Regions from separate parts of the Homo sapiens genome. Here region 2 is linked to region 1. Evidence: read pairs that join two places in POLR2A ChIA-PET (ENCODE). Cell type or tissue: HepG2. All regions are shown on one strand. Links, peaks and the distances in the headings refer to the core of each region. The heading gives the core; the rest is flanking DNA.

What was found. ChIA-PET counts read pairs that join two places held together with the same protein. Peaks named below come from ENCODE experiments on the same cell type or tissue, not always from the same donor. Only the 100,000 strongest peaks of a DNase experiment are listed, where the experiment ranks them.
Region 2: POLR2A ChIA-PET joins it to region 1 with 5 read pairs; 3 of 35 experiments call an interaction of 5 or more read pairs at or near these places.

The regions. Positions count from the first base shown.
Region 1 is chr22:46,723,505-46,735,466 of GRCh38, reverse strand. All of the region lies in intron 1 of CERK (ceramide kinase), which reads left to right. It overlaps LOC105373077 (a long non-coding RNA gene), which reads left to right. Exons shown (of 2, transcript XR_001755593.2): 2 at 1-855. Among named protein-coding and RNA genes, the nearest start is that of CERK, 8.8 kb to the left of the region's middle. RefSeq lists an enhancer at 9,060-9,560. In HepG2, for the core only: no CTCF peak of the experiment used is centred there; a DNase peak (open chromatin) is centred at 3,676; H3K4me3 peaks cover 631 bases.
Region 2 is chr22:45,748,278-45,760,239 of GRCh38, reverse strand. All of the region lies in intron 9 of ATXN10 (ataxin 10), which reads right to left. Among named protein-coding and RNA genes, the nearest start is that of MIR4762, 6.3 kb to the left of the region's middle. RefSeq lists an enhancer at 1,575-2,573 and a silencer at 9,990-10,187. In HepG2, for the core only: no CTCF peak of the experiment used is centred there; no DNase peak of the experiment used is centred there.

The sequences.
Region 1 (11,962 bases), core at 327-8,326:
ACTGGGCCCAGAGGCAGTGATGTACAGAGGGAGCTGGCTTTGAACCCAGGCACGTGCACTTTCGTCAGTGGGTCATCATGCTGGGACAGTGACTGACTGTACAAGAGCACAGACAAGGACTAGCAATTTGGATCGCTGCAGCTTCCTGGGCCTGGGTGAGGTCTGCACCTGAGGAAGCCGCGACAGCAAGTGCCCTGGGCCGCCAGCCTGGTGGGAAGTAGGGCAGGACGAAAACAGGAACTTGAAGTGGGTCATGCTCGTTGAACTGGAAACACTGAGTTGATATCTGGGTTATTTCCCCTGACTGTCGCAAAACACACTTAGACAAACCCTGCATTTATTCCTTTAGAGTTGGGAATGGGAAGAGTGTGTGTGTGTGTGTGTGTGTGTTGGGGGGTGAGGGGACTACTGCCCAGGCTCTACCTTTGTGGGAGGATCCTCCCCTTCCTTCCACCAACCCCACTTGGGATGTCCCAGGCTGGTGGTGAACTCGTTGGGCAGGTCAGTACTGTGTTTATAAAGCGTGTCCTCAGCACACCCTGCAAAGTGCCTGGCAAAACATAGGCATGCCACAGATACTTTAAAAAAATGTTTTTCCTGCTTACAAAAGTAAGTCATGTTGATTTAATAATATCGAGAAAACACAGAAAAGCATACACAAAAAGTCACTCTTCGACTTAGACGTGATTAATATTTGGTATTTGTGTATATGTAAATATGCATGAAAGAAAAGCTGAGAAAACATACTGCAGAGTGTTTTCCACGCTACTAATTCCTCTCCTAAGACATGATTTTTAAAAATCGATTTTATCAAGGTCTAAATTGCATGCAATAAAACTCAGACATTTTAAGGCACATAGTTGGTTAAATTTTGATAATTGTGTGCACCTGTGTAAACATCACCCGGATCGCAGCAGCCCAGCACCTTCTCCTGGGCCCTGGGCTGTTTTCTCACCAGGGACAGGCACGATGCTAATAGAGTTTCATGTAAATGGAATCATGCCATGTGCACGTCTTTGTGCCCGGCTGCTTTATCTCATGTAAATGGAATCATGCCATGTGCACGTCTTTGTGCCCGGCTGCTTTATCTCATGTAAATGGAATCATGCCATGTGCACGTCTTTGTGCCCGGCTGCTTTATCTCATTTTGTTTTTTTTAAGATTCATCATGTCAGCAGTTCCTTCTTTCTGGTTACTAAGTCATATTGCATTGTGTGGGTGCACTAGTGTATCCGTTCACCTGCTGATGGGCTTCTGGACAGTTTGCAGTCCATTCACCTTGACTATGTGGATAAAGACACCCTGACCCTTTAGGGGCTATGCTTTTGCTCCTCTTGGGTGCATATTTAAGAGTAGAAAGCTGGATTATAGGAAAATGTATATATATATATATATATATGTATGTATGTATATATAACATATTTTATTATATTTTTGGAGTCTTCCTCTGTTTCCCAGGCTGGAGTGAAGTGGCAAGGTCTCGGCTCACTGCAACCTCCACCTCCCGGGTTCAAGTGATTCTCCTGCCTTAGCCTCCTGAGTAGCTGGGATTATGGGCACCTGCCACCAGCTAATTTTTGTATTTTTAGTAGAGACAGGGTTTCACCATGTTGGCCAGGCTAGTCTCGAACTCCTGACCTCAGATGATCTGCCTGCCTCGGCCTCCCAAAGTGTTGGGATTACAGGCGTTAGCCACTGCACCTGGCTGTAAATTCTTACAAGAAAATAGAGGACAGTTTATAATATTGGAATGGGAAAAGGCTCTCCTAACCAAGATGGAATCCAGAAAGAATAAAGAAAAAGCTAGATTATTTGACGAAATAATTTTAAAATTTCTTTTGTAAGATATCATAAATTTAAAAAAAAAGATAAGGGCCGGGCGTGGTGGCTCACACCTGTAATCCCAGCACTTTGGGAGGCCGAGGCGGGTGGATCACTTGATGTCAGGAGGTCGTGACCAGCCTGCCCAACATGGTGAAACCCTGTCTCTACTAAAAATACAAAAATTAGCCAGGCATGTTGGCGTGCGCCTATAATCCCAGCCTCTCAGGAGGCTGAGGCACGAGAATCTCTTGAACCTGGGAGGCGGAGGTTGCAGTGAGCTGTGATTGCACCACTGCACTCCAGCCTGGGCAACACGGCGAGACTCCATCTCAAATAATAATAATAATAATAAAATAAAAATAAAAAATGATGGGGGTGATATTTGCAACAAATAGGATAGAGAAAGGGTTAATTTTTTTTTTTTTTTTTTTTTTGAGACAGAGTCCCACTCTGTCGCCCAGGGCTGGAGTGCAGTGGCGTGATCTCAGCTCACTGCAAGCTCCGCCTCCCGGGTTCACACCATTCACCTGCCTCAGCCTCCCGAGTAGCTGGGACTACAGGCACCCACCATTGCACCCGGCTAATTTTTTGTATTTTTAGAAGAGATGGGGTTTCACTGTGTTAGCCAGGATGGTCTCAATCTCCTGACCTCGTGATCCTCCCTCTTTGGCCTCCTTAAGTGCTGGGATTACAGGCGTGAGCCACCGCGCCTGGCCAGGTTAACATTTTTTGAACATTTTAAACTTACATAAAAATTGATAGGAAAAAAGGCAGACAATCCATTAGACAAATGGCAATGGATATAAGTAGGCGATTCACGGAAGAAAACATTCGGAAGTGGATGCTGAGCGTCTGAGTAGATACTGACCCAAGGCAATGATGAGATGCTGCTCTCAACCAGCAAGGGATGGGGAAGGGCGAAAGCACAGCTCTGTGCTGGGGAAGTTTCAGGACGCTTCTGGGCTGGCAGACCCGGTGAATGGGAAGTGGGAACTGCTAGGGTGTTTTTGGAAAGTAATCTGGCAGTGTTTTCAAACTGTAAAAAAAAAAAAAAAAAGTGATATCCTTTGACCCAACAATTCCATTTTTGATTATCTATCCCAGAGAAATTAAACCACCAGTATTTAAGAAACTTTCATACTCGAGAAGATACACTTTCTGTGTGTTTAAGAAACTCCTAATGTGTTTTACTTCCCGTCCCCCCCACCCAATTTATTTTTCTTCTCTAACAGTCTAGATTTTTGCATAACAGCGTTTTCTATGAGAAATGCAGCTGAGTCCTGCCTTTTGAGGGTTATCTCAGGAACCTGTAGCTGGTCCAGGATGCATCTCAACTTAATGGCTTCAGCGATTAGCCCAGCGTGGACTTCCAGGCACGAGTTCTCCTCTGTCCTGGAGACAGCCAGCCTGTCACCCGCATACAAGCTCCAGCTACTCGGCCTCTCTCCTAGGCCAGTGGCCCACCCTCACCGCCTGCTGGGTTCTCGATTCGGCTGTCCGGATCCCACACGTCTGCTGGGTTCTCGATTCGGCTGTCCGGATCCCATACCTCTTCTCTCCTTTCTCGCTGACCTTGGTCCCCTTTTTGCCACAGACTGGGTCAGATGACTTCTGCCTCCAGCTGGCCCCGGTCTTCCCCTCCCGACCCCTCCTGCTGCCTTTTGAATTTCTTTAGGGAGCACCCCGGCGGCTGAACCCTGGATGATGGGGATTGGAAGTTTAGAGAGCACCCTGAGGGTCACTAATCCCTTCTCCAGTGCCGTTGGCCCGTCCTGACAGCCAGCCTGTGTGCCCCATTGATGTTTAGACACCCTGCCCTGCTACAAAGTTCTTCCAGGCACTGCTCGCCCATGCGTGCCTGTGGCCTGGCTTGCATTCCTGACCTCCCCCGATCTGGCCCTGCCCCCACCTGCTCCCGGGGCACACGTGCTCACCAGCCCAGCCGTCATTATCTCCCGCATGCCCTGTGCCTCCCCAGGTGCCCTCTGCCCTCCCTGCCTGACATGTTTTCCTCTATCCTCAGCCTCACCAAGGCCCAGCCCTCCTTCCCAGACTCACCTAGCACTGGTTATTTTGCAGTATGTTCCAAGACTGGGCAGCGTTTACACCTTCTGTTTAGCTGGTTTCTCTGGCACTGCTCCAGCAGGGAACGGCGCTGGTACTGCCAGGTGGGGGTGGAAGCCCAGGTTCCCCTCAGCCTTGTTGGCAGCGGAGTCAGGGGCTGCTTGTCATTGCCGGGTGGGTGGGGGGTACAGCTCCCGCCAGGCCTCTGCTAAGGCCACCTTGGCGGGGGGTGGAGGTGCTTCCTTGCCGCTCCCCACATGCACTCCCCTAACAGCACGTGGGTGGAGTGTGGGCACCTTGCAGCTCAGTGGCAGTGAAAGCCCTGTCTCCCCACCAGGCCTCCTCTTACTCCACTCCAGCAAGGAGGAAGGGGCACCTCGCCAGTGCAGGGTGGGGGCCCGGGCTGGGCTGCCCCTTTGTCTCCACCAATGCCTAGTGGGCATGAGGCTTTTTACCAGCTGGCGCTGATGGGGGTTCCAGCTTCCTGCGTGGCCTCCCCTGTACAGCCCTGGCAGAGGTTGTGGGGTGCCTGCTCACAGCCTCTCAAGGGTGGAAGTCTAAGCTGCTAGTTGGCCACTTGGGCTTGGTTGGAGGGCTGGGCCCGTTTTTTTCTGGGGTAGGTTGTTATTGTCTCAAAGTTTTCTGTCTTGCAAAGCTGCCCCTTCCCTGGCTAGACTGAGTTGGCTTTCACTGGGGCTCTGCGTTTGTACCTGTTGGCATTTCCAGGTTTCAGGCTGCTCCAGTTCCAAATCCAAGATAGACGAGGCAAAGGAAACCCCCAGGGGGATGCCGTGTGTCTTTCTCAGATCCCAGGCCCTGAACAGCTGCCTTTTCTCTGCCTGTCAGAGTCTTCTTATATTTGTTTCATGTGTGACGTCCAGGGCTTCACTTAATAGGAGGAGTAGGAAAAGCACAGCTAATCCATCCTCCCAGAAGCAGAAGGTGCTTGTGCATTAAAACAATTTCTTTCTCTCTGCTCTTTAGAATAGATTCTTTCTGCTGACCTATTTTCAACTTCACTATTCCTCTATCTAATTCATTCTGCTGCTAAGCCTATCTGGTGATTTTTAAATTTCAGATACTGTACTTTCCAGTTTTAAATTTTTCCTTTTGGTTCCAATAGTTTCCATTTCTTTCCTGAAAACTTCTTTTTTTTTTGAGATAGACTGTCACTCTGTTACCCAGACTGGAGTGTAATGGTGTGATCTCGACTCACTGCAAACTCCACCTCCTGGGTTCAAGCAGTTCTCGTGCCTCAGCCTTCTGAGTAGCTGGGATTACAGGTGCCTGCCACCATGCCTGGCTATTTTTTTTTTTTTTTTTAGTAGAGACAGGGATTTGCCATGTTACCCAGGCTGGTCTTGAACTCCTGAGCTCAGGCAATCTGCCCGCCTTGGCCTCCCAAAGTGCTAGGATTACAGGCGTGAGCCACCACTCCCAGCCTCTTTCCTGAAAACTTCAAGTATGTTCAACTGTGTCTCAGTGAGCATGGTTATAACAGCTGCTTTGTTTTTTGTTTGTTTGTTTGTTTGTTTGTTTTGAGATGGAGTCTCGATCTGTCACCCAGGCTGGAGTGCAGTGGTGCGATCTTGGCTCACTGCAAGCTCCGCCTCCCAGGTTCACGCCATTCTCCTGCCTCAGCCTCCTGAGTAGCTGGGACTACAGGCGCCTGCCACCACGCCTGGCTAATTTTTTGTATTTTTAGTAGGGACAGGGTTTCACCGTGTTAGCCAGGATGGTCTCGATCTCCTGCCCTCGTGATTCACCTGCCTCGGCCTCCCAAAATGCTGGGATTACAGGCATGAGCCACCGCGCCTGGCCAAAGACTACTTTGAAGTCTTTGTCTGATAACATCAACATCTGGGTCATCTCAGGTTTGACGTCTTTTGATTATTCCCTTGAGAACGTTAACATTTCCTGGTTCTTGGTGTGCTGATTTATTGTGGGTTGTTTCCTGGATATTTGGTACATTATTTTGTAAGGCCAAGTCCTGTTAATGTTTTTTGGAGGCTGGGTGTTGTGCATGCCTGTAGTCCCAGCTACTCAGGAGGCTGGGGCAGGAGGAGCATTTGACACCAGGAATTCGAGGTTACGGTGTTCCATGATTGTACCACTGTACTCCATCCTGAGTGACAGAGCAAGACCCTGTCTCTTAAAAAAAATTAATAAAAAATAAAGTCATTTGGACAATTTTTCTATTTAATTAAATTAATTAATTTATTTATTTACAGTCTCACTGTTTCCCAGGCTGGAGTGCAGTGGCTCAGTTTTGGCTCACTGCAGCCTCTTGAGCACAAGCCGTCCTCCTACCTCAGCCTCTCAAGTAGCTGGAACTACAGGCATGTACCATCATTCTCCCTAATTTTTAAAATTTATTTTGTAGAGACAGGGCCTCACTATGTTGTCCAGGTTGGTCTCAATCTTCTGGCCTCAAGCAGTCCTCCCGCTTCAGCCTCCCAAAGTGCTGGAATTACAGGCATGAGACACCAGACCCAGCCAATTTTTCTTTTTCAAAAGCAGGTGCTCAGCCTGGCTGGGTACAGATGGCAGGTCTGTCTCATGTGGCGAGGGAGGTGGGCCCTGGCTGTCCAGCCTCCGAGGCCCTGGCTGCCCTGTTTTGGCCCCTCAGGAGTGAGGCTGGACTCATCTGGTCATTCTCAGAGCCAAGTATTCCTGCTCCAGCCCCCTCTCCTCTGAGCACCCCTCTGCCCTCAGCACACCCTGGCTTCTCTGGGACAGGGGCCTGCACCCACCCTGCTGCCCCATAGCTCAGACGTCCCCGAGGCCAGAGCTGGAGATAAACCCAGCTCCCAGCTGCTGACTCTGCACGCTGGCCTCTCCAGCCAGCGGGCCTGCTGCTGTGGATCTCTGGTGTCCCCGGTTCACTGCCTGTTTCTTGTATCTTGTCCAGAGCTATCAGTCATAGCGGGTGGGAGAGACAGGCGGTCGGGCTTGGTTCATTCTGGCCAGAACTAGATGTCTGAATGCTGCTTTCCATTTAGGCCAGCGTGTACTGTGCCCTGCAGTGCTGCGGGCTTCACACCCAATGGGATCCTCATAGCCCTCTGAGACGCCCCTTGTTATCTTCTCAGAGGTGGAGATGTGGGACTTAGAGCTGAGCTCACAGGTTGGGGAGTGGGGACTCAGAGCGAGGCTGCTCCAGAATCTGGGGTGAGCTCCCTCTTCAAAGGCAGGGACTCTGGGATTTGTTTAAGTAGCCCCCGTGGCCTTTCATAGCAGGGTGCACGGGGGGAAGAGCGGGGTTCCTGGAGCAAAATCAGTCCAGTTCCCATGACAAAGTTCCCTGAGGCACCGTACGGTCCCTGGAGCCCTTGGACACCCCGTCTCATCCCTAGGACGGGAGGCTGATGCAGGTTTCCCGCGACCTGACAGCATGGAGTGGGGACGGCGGGTGTTCTGTGTTGAGATGCCAGCTGGTATGGACTTCAGTTCTGCGGGTGTCGTCTAAGCAGGTCTAGGATTAGTCTGATTCATTTCCTGAACCCACACACAGGGGCTGCGCAGGTGTGTAATTCCACCCTGCCCTCCAGAACCTCCTGGCTTAACAGGAAAAGCAAAGTCCTGTGTGTTGGCTGCCACGTGGGCTGTGCAGGTGACATGCCCGTCCACATGCCACAGCCCTGTTTCCTGAGAGGAATGATTTGGCATCCTCAGGTCCAGGCCTCCTGTGCATGCTAAGGGAGCATCCATGCTAAGGAGCCGCGGGGGTGGCAGGGCCGGGGGGGGTGGCTGGGCCAGGGGAGTGTTGGGGCGGCATGTGCAGGATGTTCAGAAGCCCATGGACCTTGGGTGGTCACCGGGTGGTCCTGTGGGATGCTGACCAGGCCCCTGCCTGAGAGTGGGGCACGCGGACCACAGCACCCTTAGGCTGGTATCGGGACGTTAGGACGAGGAAGGATTTCTGGGGTGGGTTCCACAGGGAATGGACACTGTTTACTTGAGATGTGTCCCTAGAACTAAGAAGACTGGGCACAGTGGCTCACGCCTGTAATCCCAACACTTTGGGAGGCTGAGTGGATGGATCGCTTGAGCCCAGGAGTTAGAGAGACCAACCAGGTCTCTGAGGGCAACACAGAGAGACCCCATCTCTCAAAAAAAAAAAAAAAAAGAAACAGCTGGGCATGGTGGCACACACCTGTGGTCCCAACTACTTGGGAAGCTGAGGTGGGAGGATTGCATGAGCCTGGGAGGTCGAGGCTGCAGTGAGCTGAGATTGCACCCCTGTACTCCAGCCTGGGTGACACAGTGAGACCTGTCTCAAAAAAAAAAAGAAGAGGAGACATTGGTGGCTACTAATGGTGTGCTGACAAGGGTCAAAGGTCACATTTTATGGCATGAAATAGCAGTAAGTTATGATTGGCAGGTACCTTATCCCAGCATCATGAACTCTGGGGGCTTGCTGTGAGATTTTCTTCATCATCCGTGCGGTCAGAAAAACCACGGCTCAGCCTCACTGGGTTGCAGAGCAGAGGTCTTTGGGCTAAATTTGGCCACAGATTTTTTTCTTTGTTAGATTTGCATGGTGAGTTTTTCTCTTCCTTTTAAAATTGTAGCTAATGTTTTACAATCAGAAGGTTTCCCATAAAAGACGAAACTTGGGCGCATCCCTGTATGACAGCAGCAGCCGCAGCGGAGGCAAGGGCTGGGGACACGCAGTCGCGTCTGGATAAGTCGCAGCTCAGGGCTGACCTGTGGGCGTCACGTGGGTTCTGGCTTCCCCCACCTTCCATCTGTGTATCAGACCCATCAAGGGCTGTGTCAGGGTGGACGTGGTGGGCGGGGAGGGGCGGGGGACAGTTTGACCATCTCTGAGTTTCCTGCACGTGAGATTTCTGGACTCTCCCTGGCAGTGGTGGGCAGGGCTGGTTTTTGGTCTTCCTTGGCATAGGCAAGCACTCACCTTTAATTTTTAATGAAGATCAGATGTTCACACAGCTCATGTTTACTGAGCGGCGGGTTGCCAGGGAAATGCGTTTGCATTGCATGTCATTGCAGGGGGAATCAGGCCTCCCAGCCACTCGGATCTCTTGGGTGTTCTTCCTCTGGGGTGACCCTTACTGCTTGGACTCTAAGCGGGCCGGGCATGTGGAGGTCAGTGTGGCCCGTGCCACTTCTGGGCCTCAGCATCCCCTGCAGTGTGTGTGGGTGTGATCCACAGACTTCCACACTGTACTTGGCACTGCTCCAGTGGGCGCAGTGGGCAGCGGCCTGCTCTCTCACCCTGTTCCCTCTGCCGGTCCTCACGTGGCAGCTTGCATTAGGGAGAGTCCCAGGGACCGCTGTGCTCCCCTGTGCTCTTAGCTGGGAACTCGCTCTTGTTCTCGTTGCATATGCCCAAGAGGCGAAAGACATCTGGGGCCTCCCGACGGCTGCGTGAGGTCTGGAGCGGCATGTTCTGCCACCTTGACCCTGCCCTGCCATGAGCGTGCCCACACACGTGCACCCATGTCACTGGCAGACACTCAGTGCCCCGTGACACACGGGAAACCCGTGGGCCCTCCTGCTGGATGGGAGGCCACTGCGCGTGGCTCAGTTTAATCCGGGAACTTCTAGTATCAAAGCTGATTGACAGCAGGCACTGTTTTCATCTGTAAGTCACAAGCATGAAATAAATTTAATTCTAGTGGATCACAACAAGCACTAAAAAGCACAGAGAACAGAATGGAAAAAGAAGCAGCTGGAAGTCAGCGTGCTCTCAGCTGCCCCTAGCAGGCATTACCCAGACTGTGGCAAATGCTGCAGTGGTCTGCAGAGAGGGAGTCAGCAAACGCGTGAGCCGCACGAGAACCAGGAGGCCAGCCTCACTCGCTGACATGGCATTTGATTTTTCTGGAATGTGATGGCCATTTGATCATTACCTCTATTGAAGAGCTCACTGCATGTCAATACGAGTCACTGTGGTGTCTCACGAGAATTCTGTCACGAGAATTTATCTCTGTCAGCAAAAGAATATGAAAGTGCCCCCAATTCCCACCTTCCGCCCTTTGCAAGATGTTCCCACAGCATCTGTCCACCTGGGTCAGGTGTGTTTTCTCCCGCGGATGCTGTGGCATGTCCACACACCACGTGCTGTGCGGGGATGCTGCTTGGTGCCGGCAATTTGAGACTAACCCTCAGAGGGCAGTTCCTTCTGCTTCTAGAGGACCGTCCGCATTCTTCTGTGTGCCAGCCCTCGGTGGTCCCACTGCCGTCCACATGACCTGCCCTCAGATGAGCAGGCGCCAGCTCTCCAACCGGTGGACGCTGGCAAGTGTTTCCTGAGCCCCCGCAGGGAGCTGCTCTCCGTTTGCTCAGATTCTTGGCCCGGTTCTTTATCTCCTAATTAGAAATGAGAGTATCGAAGACTAGGGCGTAATGCCGATGACACACCGAGGTGAGGAGAGCAGGAGAAGGGGTAAGTGCTGCTAGGCTGGAGGCGTCTCACTGTGGAGTTCTCTCACTGTGGAGTCCTCAGCTTAACACAGGGACAATGGCCTGAAGGAGGAAGGAGGCAGAGCCTCCATCTTGAGCCCAGCCTTCTTTTTCTTTTTTTTTTGAGATGGAGTTTTGCTGTCTTTCGCCCAGGCTGGAGTGCAGTGGCGCAATCTTGGCTCACTGCAAGCCCCGCCTCCCTGGTTCATGCCATTCTCCTGCCTCAGCCTCCTGAGTAGCTGGGGCTACAGGTGCCCGCCACCACACCCGGCTAATTTTTTGTGTATTTTTAGTAGAGTCGGGGTTTCACCATGTTAGCCAGGGTGGTCTCGATCTCCTGACCTCGTGATCCGCCCACCTTAGCCTCCCAAAGTGCAGGGATTACAGGTGTGAGCCACCCCGCCCTGCTGAGCCCAGCCTTTTTGGCAAGAAAGGAAGCCATCATTTATCGGACATTTTTGTGCTTGAAACTTTTTCACCCTTTATCTTATTCCAGTTTCTAATCCCCTATGGGGTTCATCGCTCCACCCCCTTTACACCATGCTCCAGGCTTAGCGGCTTACCCACAGTAAGACTGCAGCCAGATACAGGCCAAAGCCACGCCAAGTCCAGCCACTCATTGCCACCTGGGGAATGTGTTCCCACCATGGCCGCACCACTCCAGGTCTCCTGAGTCAGCAAGGAAGCCCTTGTCCTGAGCCGCACCCAGTGCAGATTGACCCTCAAACAACATGGGGGTTAGCGCCCCAGCCCCACACAGTTGAAAACTTTTGACTCCCCCAGCACTTAACTACTAACAGCCTACTGTTGACTGGACGCCTTGCGATAATGTAAATAGCCGATGAACACATATTTCCTATGTGGCCTGATTTATATGCTGTATTATTACAATAAAATAAGCTAGAGAAAAGAAAACGTGGTTAAGAAAACCATAAGGAAGAGAAAATGTGTTTACTATCTGGTAAGTGGAAGTGGATCATTACAAAGGTCTCCATCCTCATGGTCTTCATGTTGAGTGGGCTGAGGAGGAAGAGGAGAGGAGGGATCAGTCGTGCTGTCTTAGCGGTGGTGGAGGTGGAGAAGACGGAGGAGGTGGAAGGGGAGGCAAGAGAGGCAAGTGAGCTTAGTGTCACTTTTATTGAAAAATCTGGCCAGGCGCGGTGGCTCATGCCTGTAATCCCAGTACTGTGGGAGGCCGAGGCGGGCAGATCACCTGAGGTCAGGAGTTCAAGACCATCCTGGCCAACATGGTGAAATCCCGTCTCTACTAAAAGTACAAAAGTTAGCCGGGTGCGGTGGCAGGCGCCTATAATCCCAGCTACTCAGGAGGCTGAGGCAGGAGAATCACTTGAACCTGGGAAGCGGAGGTTGCAGCGAGCCAAGATCACACCACACCTGGGTGACGAGCAAGACTCCATTTCAAAAACAAAAAAAAAAGAAGAAAACCCCACATTAGTGGACCCTTGAAGGTTAAGCCCATGTTGTTCAGAGGTCAGCTATATTCTTCTTCTTCTTTTTTTGTTTTCCTGAGACTGAGTCTCACTTTGTTGCCCAGGCTGGAGTGCACTGGTGTGATCTCGGCTCACGGCAACCTCCGCCTCCCGGGTTCAAGCAACTCTCATGCTTCAATCTCCTGAGTAGC
Region 2 (11,962 bases), core at 1,953-9,952, 980 kb after region 1:
CTAAAAGCACATGATGAAGATAGGGAATGTCATCTGTAGGTGGGAAAGATGGCTTTACAGGCCCAGAACCAAGCCACAGTTGAGCTAGGCCACCAGTACATGGGCTACTGCTCCCAGGGAAGTCTAAGCAAACGAAGGAGGATGTTCCACGTTGTGGAATTAGCACAAATCTATCTCCACGTGGGGAAAGAATGTAATTCAAGATTCCCCCTGTTCCTCCTTCCTTTCTTAGGGCCATCATTCCCCTGCCCCATGCTCTCCTGGCACACTGGCACACAACAGCCAGCATGGAAAAAACTTTCTGAGGGGATAGAGGTGCTCTCTGTACCTTGACTGGGGTGATAATTACACAGGTGCAGACATCTGTCAAAACTTATCAGCCATTCATTAAAAATCTGTGTTTAGCTGTATGTAAATTAGAAAGAGAGAGAAGCAAGCGATGGACAGTGCTGACTGTTATATGGTCCCTTAGCTCATGCCGGCAGCTGAGGTGTGACCCCATCCCACCCCATCCCCTACAAAACTAGAGCTTTATGAAGGGCAGGGTGGCTGGGAGGGAGGAGCTGATGCAGCTTGGTAAACTGGCCTCTGGAGGACATTATGAAACCTTGCTCATCCTCGTGCAGCCTCAGCTCCCTCAGGAGGCCTTTCCTCCTGCTTCATGGCACAAGAAGAGTACGGAACCCTCACCCTGATCAGACTGCTCTAGAATCTTTTTTGTTTGTTTGTTTGACACGGAGTCTTGCTCTGCCCAGGCTGGAGTGCAGTGATGCTATCTCGGCTCACTGCAACCTCTGCCTCCCGAGTTCAGGTGATTCTCCCGCCTCAGCCTCCCGAGTAGCTGGGATTACAGGCATGCGCCACCACGCCCGGCTACTTTTTGTATTTTTAGTAGAGACAGGGTTTCACCATGTTAGCCAGGCTGGTCTTGAACTCCTGACCTCAGGTGATCCGCCCACCTCAGCCTCCCAAAGTGTTGGGATTACAGGTGTGAACCACCATGCCCGGACTCTAGAATCTTTTACTATTTATCATTGTCCCTCTAAGCTTCAAGTTACTTGAGGGTGAGGACCTTTTCTTCCCCTTCCTTCTCTCCAGCACCTCGCATAATGCTTGGCACACAGTGTGCTCTTAATCAATATTTGTTTCTCTGGCAGTAAGTTTCTAAAGTTATCTTTAAAGATATGAGATATACTGCCTTTAAATAAGAATGGTACTTCTAAGTAAGAATAATGTCTAAATTACATTAAATCTTGTTAACTCTAAAGATTTAAATCTCTTCTTTTTTGGAGAGGTATGACTCCTACTGTCATGATTTATGACTCCATAAAAGCCATGTATTTACTGGGCAGAATAAACGGTAAGCTTGGTATGCATAACACAGCACTAGAATTCTTGCTATAAAGATTACTGATGCCTCAGGCTGTTATAAACGAGATGTCACATGAAGCTATGCATCAAGAGCTTGCCCTGAAGACAAAAACATCGCATACTGCTCTATCAAGTCCACGTTCAGTTACAGCTCCTGGCGCTCCGCAGTGGCTATGTGTATGCACATGTGCGTGTGCAAACACATGGCCAGTGTGTTTAAATGAACACCTGGCAACCCAAAAACAACATCTTAAAGATAGCTGTCAGAGCATGAAACATTGCACTAACCAGGAACTTCCATGGTTGTGGATTAGCAGAATAACACATCAAAGCAACCTTGAATTACGTGTGATATGCCTTAGGAAACTTCAGTTTCTGATGACCAATAATTTGAATCTAATCTTTTGAACCAAAAAGAATTATGTATTTTGTTCCAAGCACAAAGTCAGTGGCTATAGCTCAAGCCATGAATATGTAATTTCCTAAAAGTAAAACTGGTTTTTCTGAGTCTTCATATGTATTCTAAATGGCTAGAGAAGCCTGCAGTTAACAATGGTGGTGCTCCATGGAGGCACTGGTGGTCTGTCAAGTACCTATGCTTTCCACACGCTGGCTCAGCTAACTCCAAACAACCCTGCAGGGAGACTGTGGCCCTGCTCCACAGCCGAGGGACACGAGCAGTGTGGACGACTCTGAGCCAAACGTCAGGCGGGAGCTGCGGAAGCTCAGGACAACAGGGGCTGGCAGGGGCAGGGTGTGGAGGCAGCACCAGGTGTCCCCTACCCACTGCACGGGGCTTCCTGACGCCACTGTTCTGGTAACGAATAGTTGCATCCGTCTCTGCCATATACTTTGGAAGCATCAAATTTAGTTTGAATTTGTGTGTCATCACAAAAGCTCAACTTTTTTTCTTCTTTTACAAATTTCAAAAGAAGTAAATAGTATCCACAGCAGAGGTCCAATAAATGCCAATTTTATAAATACAGGCTCAACGAATATGACTGGAGAAAGTGTGCCAGAGTTTATTTCTCTAATAAGTCCAAGTTGAATCATGTAAGAAAAGTACTAATAGAGAATAATTCTTAAAAGAGAATCAAACATGAATGAATATAACTCTAATCACATTTTTAATAAATATAATTTCAAAACAATATGACTTATAAGGTCAGCATATGAAAAATGTATTGAATCCTATGTGTATGTAAAAAAAATTTTATCCCATCCATATTTACTAATACTGTACTAATGTTTTTTTTTTTCTAAAATGGCTAGAAATGATTTTTCAAGATTAAGAACAAATCTATCTTAGAGAATACAGAGAAAGAACCCATTTCTTTCTCCCTCCAAAGTACTGAATGAAACATCCACACCTCCCTTTGGAACATTCTCCAGAGGCCTTGAACGGGGAGCAGCGAAATCCTGAATCCCAGCCTGGGCTCCCACCTCGGAGCCTCAGGCATTTTCTGTCCCTGCTCCCAGCCAGCAGGCGCTGCTGGGCCACACTGTTAGAATCAGCTGGTATTGCTCCAGTTACACTGAAGCTCTGAGGCATTTTTGTTTTGTGTGGGGCTAGGGGAGGGAGGAGGGTGTAGCTGAAAGTCGCCAGGGTTGGAATTCCAACAGGCAAAGGACACGCCCTCTCTTCGAACTGCTCCAAGGCCGCCAGTCGGATTTTTCCTGTCAACACCCCCGCCACCCACCTCCCCATCAGACTCCCCAGTCGTCCGCCTCCACAGCCCCAGCCCCAGGCAGTCCGTCCAGAGCTGCAGGTGCAGACCAAAGCCATTCCTCCGCAAATAGGAGGAGGGCACAGCCACTTGGGAAAGCATCTGGAACCGTGTCTCTCGTCTGGTTCTTCTCCACTCCTTCCCTCTTCCTCAGTTTCCACGTGCTGATGGAGTGGGATTCACACGATGAGAAATCAACTCCAACTCCCTCTCTTGCCCCCAACTCTGCCATGGAAATGATTTCATTTAAAGGTTCCTCTTGGATTTTTCCAGTGGATATATTCAATATTATCACTAAAACATGTCAAATAAATACCAATGAATCATTCCCAGAAAGTAGTCTCACATTAAACCAATTATTCAATGTCTGAGAGTAATATGAGCTAAGTGCAGCTTGTAGAAGGATTTGTAACATAAGATGTACAATAATACAAAAAGTTCAACCTGAAAAGGACAATCACAACCCCCATCCCCACCCCACAGTAAACTCTGAAGGGCAGTTTCAGCTGGACTGGGAAAAGTTCAACATATTTAGCTCTTTTCTTTTCAAGCAATAGTTCATTTTTCTCAAATGATTAAAGCATACATATTCTCTTGCTTAAAGTTGGTACACAATTTCCTCTAATAAATATATCTTTTTGGAAATGTCAGTCTTTCAAGCCTGTACACAGAATATTGATTACTTAAAAAGGGTCTGGGGCCGAGTGTGGTGGCTCATGCCTATAATTCCAATGCTTTGGGAGGCAAGGCAGGAAGATCACTCGAGCCCAGGGGCTCGAGATTAGCCTAGGCAACACAGCAAGACCTCATCTCTACAAAAAATTTAAACATTAGCCAGGCATGGTGGTGGACACCTGTAGTCCAAGCTACTCAGGAGATTGAGGTGGGAGGATCCCTTGAGCCCAGGAGTTTAAGGCTACAGTGAGCCCGTTCACACCACTGCACTCCAGCCTGGGTGAGAAAGCACAACCTTGTCTCTTTAAAAAAAAAAAAAGTCTAGGTAAACAAAGAGAATTCCATTTTAAACTTAATTTACGATAACATGGAAAACTCTGGCTAATGGCATGCCCAGTGGTCACCTCTCTCAGAGACTTGGCCAAGGCCAAGTCTGTGCCAAACATGGCAGAAGGAGGAGGTGGGTGGGTGGCTATGTAGTGGTGCAGAGCATGGGTCTGGGGCCAGGCCACCTGGGTTCTTATGCGGTTGCACCCTTGATTGGCTGTGTGTGACCTCAGGCAAGCTATTGAACCCTGATGTGGCTCAGTTCACAGATTTCTATGATGGGGATAATATGTTCCCATCTAGGAAATATCATGAGGATGAACGCACTGATATATTTAAGGGCTCAGAAGAGTACCTGACACACAGTGAGCACTATAAAATGCTCCCCTGCACTACTGTTGACTCTGGTCATTATTATTCATTTTGGAAACAGTTTACTTTTTCAGGGTCTTGAATAAGGTTCAAAATTTTATTTTTCCAATCTATAGAAGAAACCAAGTTAATAATACCTTTCCCCCAAAAGACACAGGGGTACTTCCAAATATACACAAATTATTACTATTAGTAGCATGAAAAACACCAACAAGATATTGATGACAGTAACCAACCCCAGAACTTAGTGCGGCCAGGAGGAGGGAAGGGGAAAGGAGCAGAGCCTGGGAGGCAGTGAGAAGGCAGAACGGCCAGAGAACCTTCACACCTCTTCTTGCTCCTCCTTGGTCTCTTGAGGCCCCCTAATCAGAGTTTGTTATGATTAGAAATACATCCATACAAGTATGTAAAAGAAGGATGAGGGCTTAAAACATTTCCCCTCCAAGGTGTGTTTGCATTTTGACATAGATCTGAACTAAAGGAAATGAAAAGTTAAAAGTGGAATTCCTATCACGATGAAAATATCGGAAGGATAGAGGGTCATGGAGAAATCAGGCCACACCTCTGACTATCTGAATGGGCCACTGCTGCAGGATTTACAAGCACTGTGCAGGCACAGGAAGTCCTGAACAAGCGTTTGGAGGGTTGGAGATTTCCTCTGAGGGCCACACATGTGACCAGCACAGGGCCACAGGTGGTACTCCTTCCCCATGCCCTGCCACCTGGCTTTCCTGAGCACCAGGATGCTGGCTTGTGAGAGACAGCCAGTCAGTCCTGTGTGTTGAGGGACGGTCTCGCAGCTCACAGGCAGAGAAGGAACAGGCATGGACCTCATGCTTCTCATACTCTTGGCACCCCTTCATGGTGGCTGCCTGCCCAAGAGCCTGTTGCAAGGAGGGCCAAGACATTTTTTGAGACAGAGTCTCACTCTGTTGCCCAGGCTGGAGTGCAGTGGCACGATCTCAGCTCACTGCAACCTCTGCCTCCAGAGTTCAAGCGATCCTCCTGCCTCAGCCTCCCAAGTAGCTGGGACTACAGGCATGAGCCACCATATCTGGCTAATTTTTTTGTATTTTTAGTAGAGTCGGGGTTTCACCATGTTGGTCAGACTGGTCTCGAACTCCTGACCTCAGGTGATCCGCTGGCCTCGGCCTCCCAAAGTGCTGGGATTACAGGCTTGCGGGACTACTGAGACAGCACTCCCACCACTGAGTGGCTTTGAGGAAGCCTTTCCTGCACATTTAACTTAGAGAGGCAGAATGACACAGTAAGCACAGGCTCTGAAGAGGATGAGATAAAACAAAACACACCTCTGAAACATCCCACTCAAGCACATGCAGGAGGCATTCATGGAAGGTCACTGTGACTGCTGTCATCAATAGTAATTTAATCCTCACAATAAATGTATGAGGGAAGTAAAATCATCTCTACTTTACAGATGAAGAAAGGGAGACTCACAAGTTAAGTCAACATGTGAGGTGTTGCCTGGGTAGAAAGCAAGAATATCCTAGAATTTAAACTGTTTTTTCACCTGAATCAAAATTTCCCATGCACCACGAAGGTACACGTGCCAAGCTGCTGGAGCCCACCTCCGTGGGTCGTCTCTCAGCAGCTCCTGCTTAGCTGACAGGACTCACTTTTGCACTTAACCCCATAAGGCTCAGGAACCCAGGTTGCGTCCTGCCACTGGGCAGTGTGAGCATCATTCTCAGAGGCCAGAAATAAAACCCAGAGAGGCAGACAAGAGTGGAGGCATGCAGGATCCAACTAGGACAAGGTTCCTGGAGGCTAGAGTTTTCAGGACTGCAAACAAGTAGGTGGCTTTTGGCTTACAAAGGGCAGAGACAAAGAATGAAAAACTCTAGTCTAGGATGGGACCCCATCACAGGCTGCCACATCATCAAAATCTCTGTGTAGCAGTTAAAAAGGTTTTGGGTTGCTTCGACATCTCAGTGGGGGACCAGGGAAGACCATTATCACAGGCAGCTACTGCATCCAGAGTCACATTGTCAGTGTGGTACTAGAATCCCAAGTCAAGAAATTATATTAATATAAAAACTGAGATGGGCGCAGTGGCTCACACCTGTAATCCCAGCACTTTGGGAGGCTGGGGCGGGTGGATTGCCTGAAGTCAGGAGTTCGAGACCAGCCTGGCCAACATAGTGAAACCGCATCTCTACTAAAAATACAAAGAATTAGCTGGGCATGGTGGTGCACACCTGTAATCCCAGCTACTAGGAAGGCGGAGGCAAGAGAATCGCTTAATCCCGGGAGGCGGAGGTTGCAGTGAGCTCAGATCACACCATAGCACTCCAGCCTGGGCAAGAGCGAGACTCTGTCTCAAAAAAAAAAAAAAAAAAAAAAAAAAAAAAAAAAAAAAAAAAAAAAAAGCTGGTAAGAGGTGAGTGGACCCTCTAGGACCCGAGGAGATGAAAACAAAAGCAAATCGCTCTGTGAATACAAGTCCACAGCCAGGACCTATGGGACTTCTGCCGAAAAAGGTTTCTCCTAAGAAGATGAGATCAAGTTAAAAGACAGAAAAAAAAAATCACTGGGAAAAGAAACCGCGGGTGGAGAGGAGGAGGGGAGGGGTTAAGGGAAGAGGGAAATGAGAGAGAACAAATGAGAAAAACCATACCCTAAAAACTAGAAATAAAAACAATCTCCAAGAGAAAATAAGTGTCTTAAATGACTCAAGACGAAGATGGACAACACAATAAAAAATAAGTTGATCAGCCGGGCACGGTAGCTTACGCCTGTAATCCCAGCACTTTGGGAGGCCGAGGTGGGCAGATTACCTGAGGTCGGGAGTTCAAGACCACCCTGACCAACATGGGAAAACCCCACCTCTACTAAAAATACAAAAATTAGCTGGGCATGGTGGCGCATGCCTGTAATCCCAGCTACTCGGGAGGCTGACGCAGGAGAATCACTTGAACCTGGGAGGCGGAGGTTGCGTCGAGATCGCACCATTGCACTCCAGCCTTGGCAACAAGAGCAAAACTCCGTCTCAAAAAAAAAAAAGAAGTGGATCTGAAAAAGAACCACAAAATAATCCTCAGAAATGAGAGCTACAATAAGGAATCTACTAACGCTGAAAATGGCCTAACCCTTAGTTCCCACAGTGAGTGCAGAGCCCATCGTGCAGCCAAGGGGCCAGCTCTCTGGCACAGCCCCAGCCCCAGCCCCAGCCCCAGCCCCAACCCCAACCCCAACCCCAACCCCAACCCCTCAGGTGCCACTGGGTCCTGCACTGTCCCACACACCTGCTCACCCACTGCCTGCAAGGCTGACCTACTCCTCTAACTGCCTAACTCTTTCTCATTCATCCTTCAAGGCCTGGATCCAGGAGGTTCTTCCTGAAGTTCCAAGTAGAGCCATTTATACCAAGCACTTAGGTACTTTTCTACTGGCTCTCAATCCTGTCACACACCACTTATTCTATGATACTGAGATGATAGTTTCTACATCTGTCTCCTTCTTTACACTGTGAATTCCTCGAGAGAACAGTAGGCCAAATCCATTTCTGCATTCCCAGTGTCTAGAATACTGGCTGGTACACAGCATATGGCAAACACATACTTGTTGAATTGAACTACAAGCTCTTACCACTATGCCAAAATAGCACGTTCATTTCTATTTGGAGTAAAAAATATTCCCAACTTTAACTGCAATATAGCAGTAGGTTTGAATTCAAACTAAAATCCACAGTCTGAAACTAAGTATCATTTTTGTTCTATTAGAATATGATGGGCATGAAATTAAATTCTACCTGAATAAGATAAGCAATCAGCTTTTAAAACGTGGGGGTGGGGGGAGTCAGACAATGCCTTCAAGCACTGACAGGAAAAAAGTCTTTTATAGGAACATAACTTTGATCCTCTTAATTTTCAGCTGCTGCCAGGAAAAAAAAAAAAAAAAAAACTAAATATGCTAAAGATCAAAACTGCTTTAGATGTGGGACAGACATTTCCCATCTTATTATTATTATTATTATTATTATTTTTTTTTTATTTTTTTTTTTTTTCCAGAAAAAGGTAGAGCTACTTTCCAACATTTGAAATAAGAGCACTTTTCTCATTTAACCAAGAAAACGAAGCCTGGGGAGATATATAGACATTTCACAGTCAGATTTTCATTAGATTGAGATATGTCATAGAAATCCTGAACATTCAAGCACTCAGTAAGAGCTGATGTACCCAAGTCAGAACACCTGACAACAGAGAGGAAATTCAAATGCCTATTCCTTTAAAGGGGAAAAAACACATATAACAGTGGAAGAATGATCTTTATATTTCCATCTCTGTCTGTCTCTTCCTCTCTCTCTCTCTCTCTCTCTCAAAAACACACAAACCCTATCACCACCAGCCCAGCTATTAATTATCTCAGTTAGCAAAATTCTCCAGATCCAATGCTAACGTTTTACTTTTAAAAATCTTTCAACTGAAAGTATAATTGAAATTGTCATTGCTAAAGCCCCCAGATCTTGGCCAAAGAAGGGTTAAGAGGTGTACAAAGTATAAAAGAAGAACAAAGAGGCTGGGCATGGTGGCTCACACCTGTAATCCCAGCACTTTGGGAGGCCGCTGCAGGCAGATCACTTGAGGTCAGGAATTCAAGACCAGCCTGGGCAACATGGTGAAACCCCGTCTCTACTAAAAATACAATAATTAGCCAGGCATGGTGGCACATGCCTGTAATCCCAGCTACTCAGGAGGCTGAGGCAGGAGAATCACTCAAACTCAGGAGGCAGAGGTTGCAGTGAGCTGAGATCACACCACTGCACTCCAGCCTGGGCAACAAAGCAAGACTCTGTCTCAAAAAAAAACAGGAAAGTAGAAGAAAGAAAGAATTACTACAATCACTAATGAACGGAGCATGTTCTCTTCTTATCATGGAGAAAAACTCTTTACATAAGCTTTTTTACAAGCTTTTGTAATAAGCTTTCCTTTTCTCCCCGGGTTGCTGGATTATCCTTATCACATGGTAAATTCGTATAACTTCTCCTGGGTCTGTTTGGAAACTATGTCTGCCTCCACTAACCTATAAACTTTTGTAAATTGTTTTGATTATTTTAGCCTTAAAGTATATTTTAATATTGATATGACAATTCCTCAATTATTTTCATTTTATAGTCAAAATTATGGCTTATTTTTCACAGTGGGATTTTAATTGGTCTAGTAATAAAAATCAGTTTAAAAATAACTAATATCTTTCCCATATTCCATACTTCCATACAGGAACAAGGTACAGCTCTCAGTTTATACAGCTGGTTTTCCCCTCACCCAAGTCTCAGATATTCTTCTTTTTGGATACTGTGAAATAATTGTTTTTTACTGTTAAACACAAATCCATTTAAAATCACTGTTGTCGGCCGGGCGTGGTGACTCACACCTGTAATCCTAGCACTTTGGGAGGCCAAGGTGGACAGACTGCTCAAGCTCAGGAGTTCAAGACCAGCCTGGGGAACATGGGAAAATCCCACCTCTACAAAAAAAAATACAAAAATTTGCCAGGTGTGGTGACATACCTCTAGTACCAGCTACTTGGGTGGCTGAGGCGGGAGGATCACTTGAGCACAGAACTGCGGTGAGCTGTGATCACACCACTGCACTCCAGCCTGGGTGACAAAAGCAAGACCCTGTCTCAAAAATAAAATTAAATTAAATTAAAACGTCTGTTATCTAAAAATTGATCATATGGCGTAAGTAAAGAAAACTGAGTAGCAGTTAGGAAAACTGGATTCATGACTTTTACAAACTGCGGAATCATCATGGGCAGCACATTACTTCCCCAATGTCTCCCTTTCTGTGTCTACAGTATGGGGTAAATTATGCTTCTCGGAAATACGCATGTGCCTGAAATGTAGCCCTCAACATGAACCTTAAAGAAACCATATTCAGGCCAGGTAAGGTGACTCAAACCTGTAATCCGAGCACTTTGGGAGGTCAAGGAAGGAGGACTGCCTGAGGCCAGGAGTTTGAGACCAGCCTGGGCAACACAGTAAGACCCTGTTTTTCTACCAAAAAAAAATTTTTAGTAGTCGGGCATGGTGGCACATGCCTGCAGTCCCAGTTATGTGGGAGGCTGAGGTAGGAGAACTGCCTGAGCCCATGAGCTCAAGGCTAAAATGAGCTATAATCACACCACTGCACTCCAGCCTGAGCAACAGAGCAAGACCCCACCTCTTAAAAAAGAAAAAAAGAAAGGGAAAGAAAAAAGAAACTACATTTACTAAAACACTAGACATTAGATGATAATGAAAAAAGTTCAGTAAGAATTGTGGAAAAAGCTGTAATACAATGTCCTGCCACCTCAAAGAGTCACACAAATTTGGTCATAGATTTCAAAGGACCAGTCTCAAACATCTTCTTTTGTGGTGACGGTGGAAGCAGTGGATGGTAACAGGAAAAGTATGGGCTCTGGAGTCAGAATTTGGCCTGCTATCGCTCCAAGCAAGTAACTACTCTACGCTTGACTCACCAGTAAAGCAAGCAAAGTCATCCAGCGTCCATTAATTTCACTACACTATGTACCCAGTGTTACGGCAGGTGTTAAGCCAAATATGATGTGTCTGCCTTCACGCTTAAAGCCTAGGGAGGAATATGCAGTGGTAGGAATTCCACGATGAAGCACAGGTCAAGGGCCTGGAGCCTAGTTAGTTTGCAATAGTAATGGTTATCGACAATAGTACGCTGTTACATTGCAATTATATAATTAGTATCATTCTTCTTTTTAAATAATGTTATGCATTTCCTGGAAGAGAATAAGTCAATTATTGTAGAACAAGACATAGAAAAGGGGTTTTTGGAGTCAAATGGTAGACCATCCTTTAGTCTTTTAAAAAAAATTTTACAGCTGCAACAACCTAAACCATGATAGGTTTCCTCTAGATAGGAATTTTAATTTCATTTACTGTTACAGGAACTGTAAGTTCAGGGAACTAATGGTGACAGTTTGATTTATGAATTTTGACATATTTCTTGATCTGGGATTACATTACAAAGAAGTGGAATTCTAAGCAAGCCAGATCTTGCCTATACATTCAATCTTCAAATCAATAAGCTGAGATTTGGTGCAACTTGCTTCTGACAAGAGGAAAAACACAGGAAAAACGCACAATCCAATTGAGGTAAGACATATGCCCTGTAATTTAAAAGTTCCTTAACATACTTTCAGAATTGAGCTAGAACAGATTTTGGAATTCACGCGGAAAACACTTCAGCTCTTTACTAGATAATAACATAAGAGAAATTCAAGTCAGAAAACATTTATGACAAGAATCAAAATTACTCTCATCCTAAAGAAAGTTCTCATATTTGTTTTCATTTTACTTCCTCCATAAAGCCCCATCTATTAGAAAAAGTAATACACACAGAATGCAGAATATGAGGTTTACTTTGAACTTTGCAAATCCTTGTGAAATGTTGTCTACAAATTTCTATGTAAATACATATAATGGGGAGACACTGGAATGAACTAGATCTTTT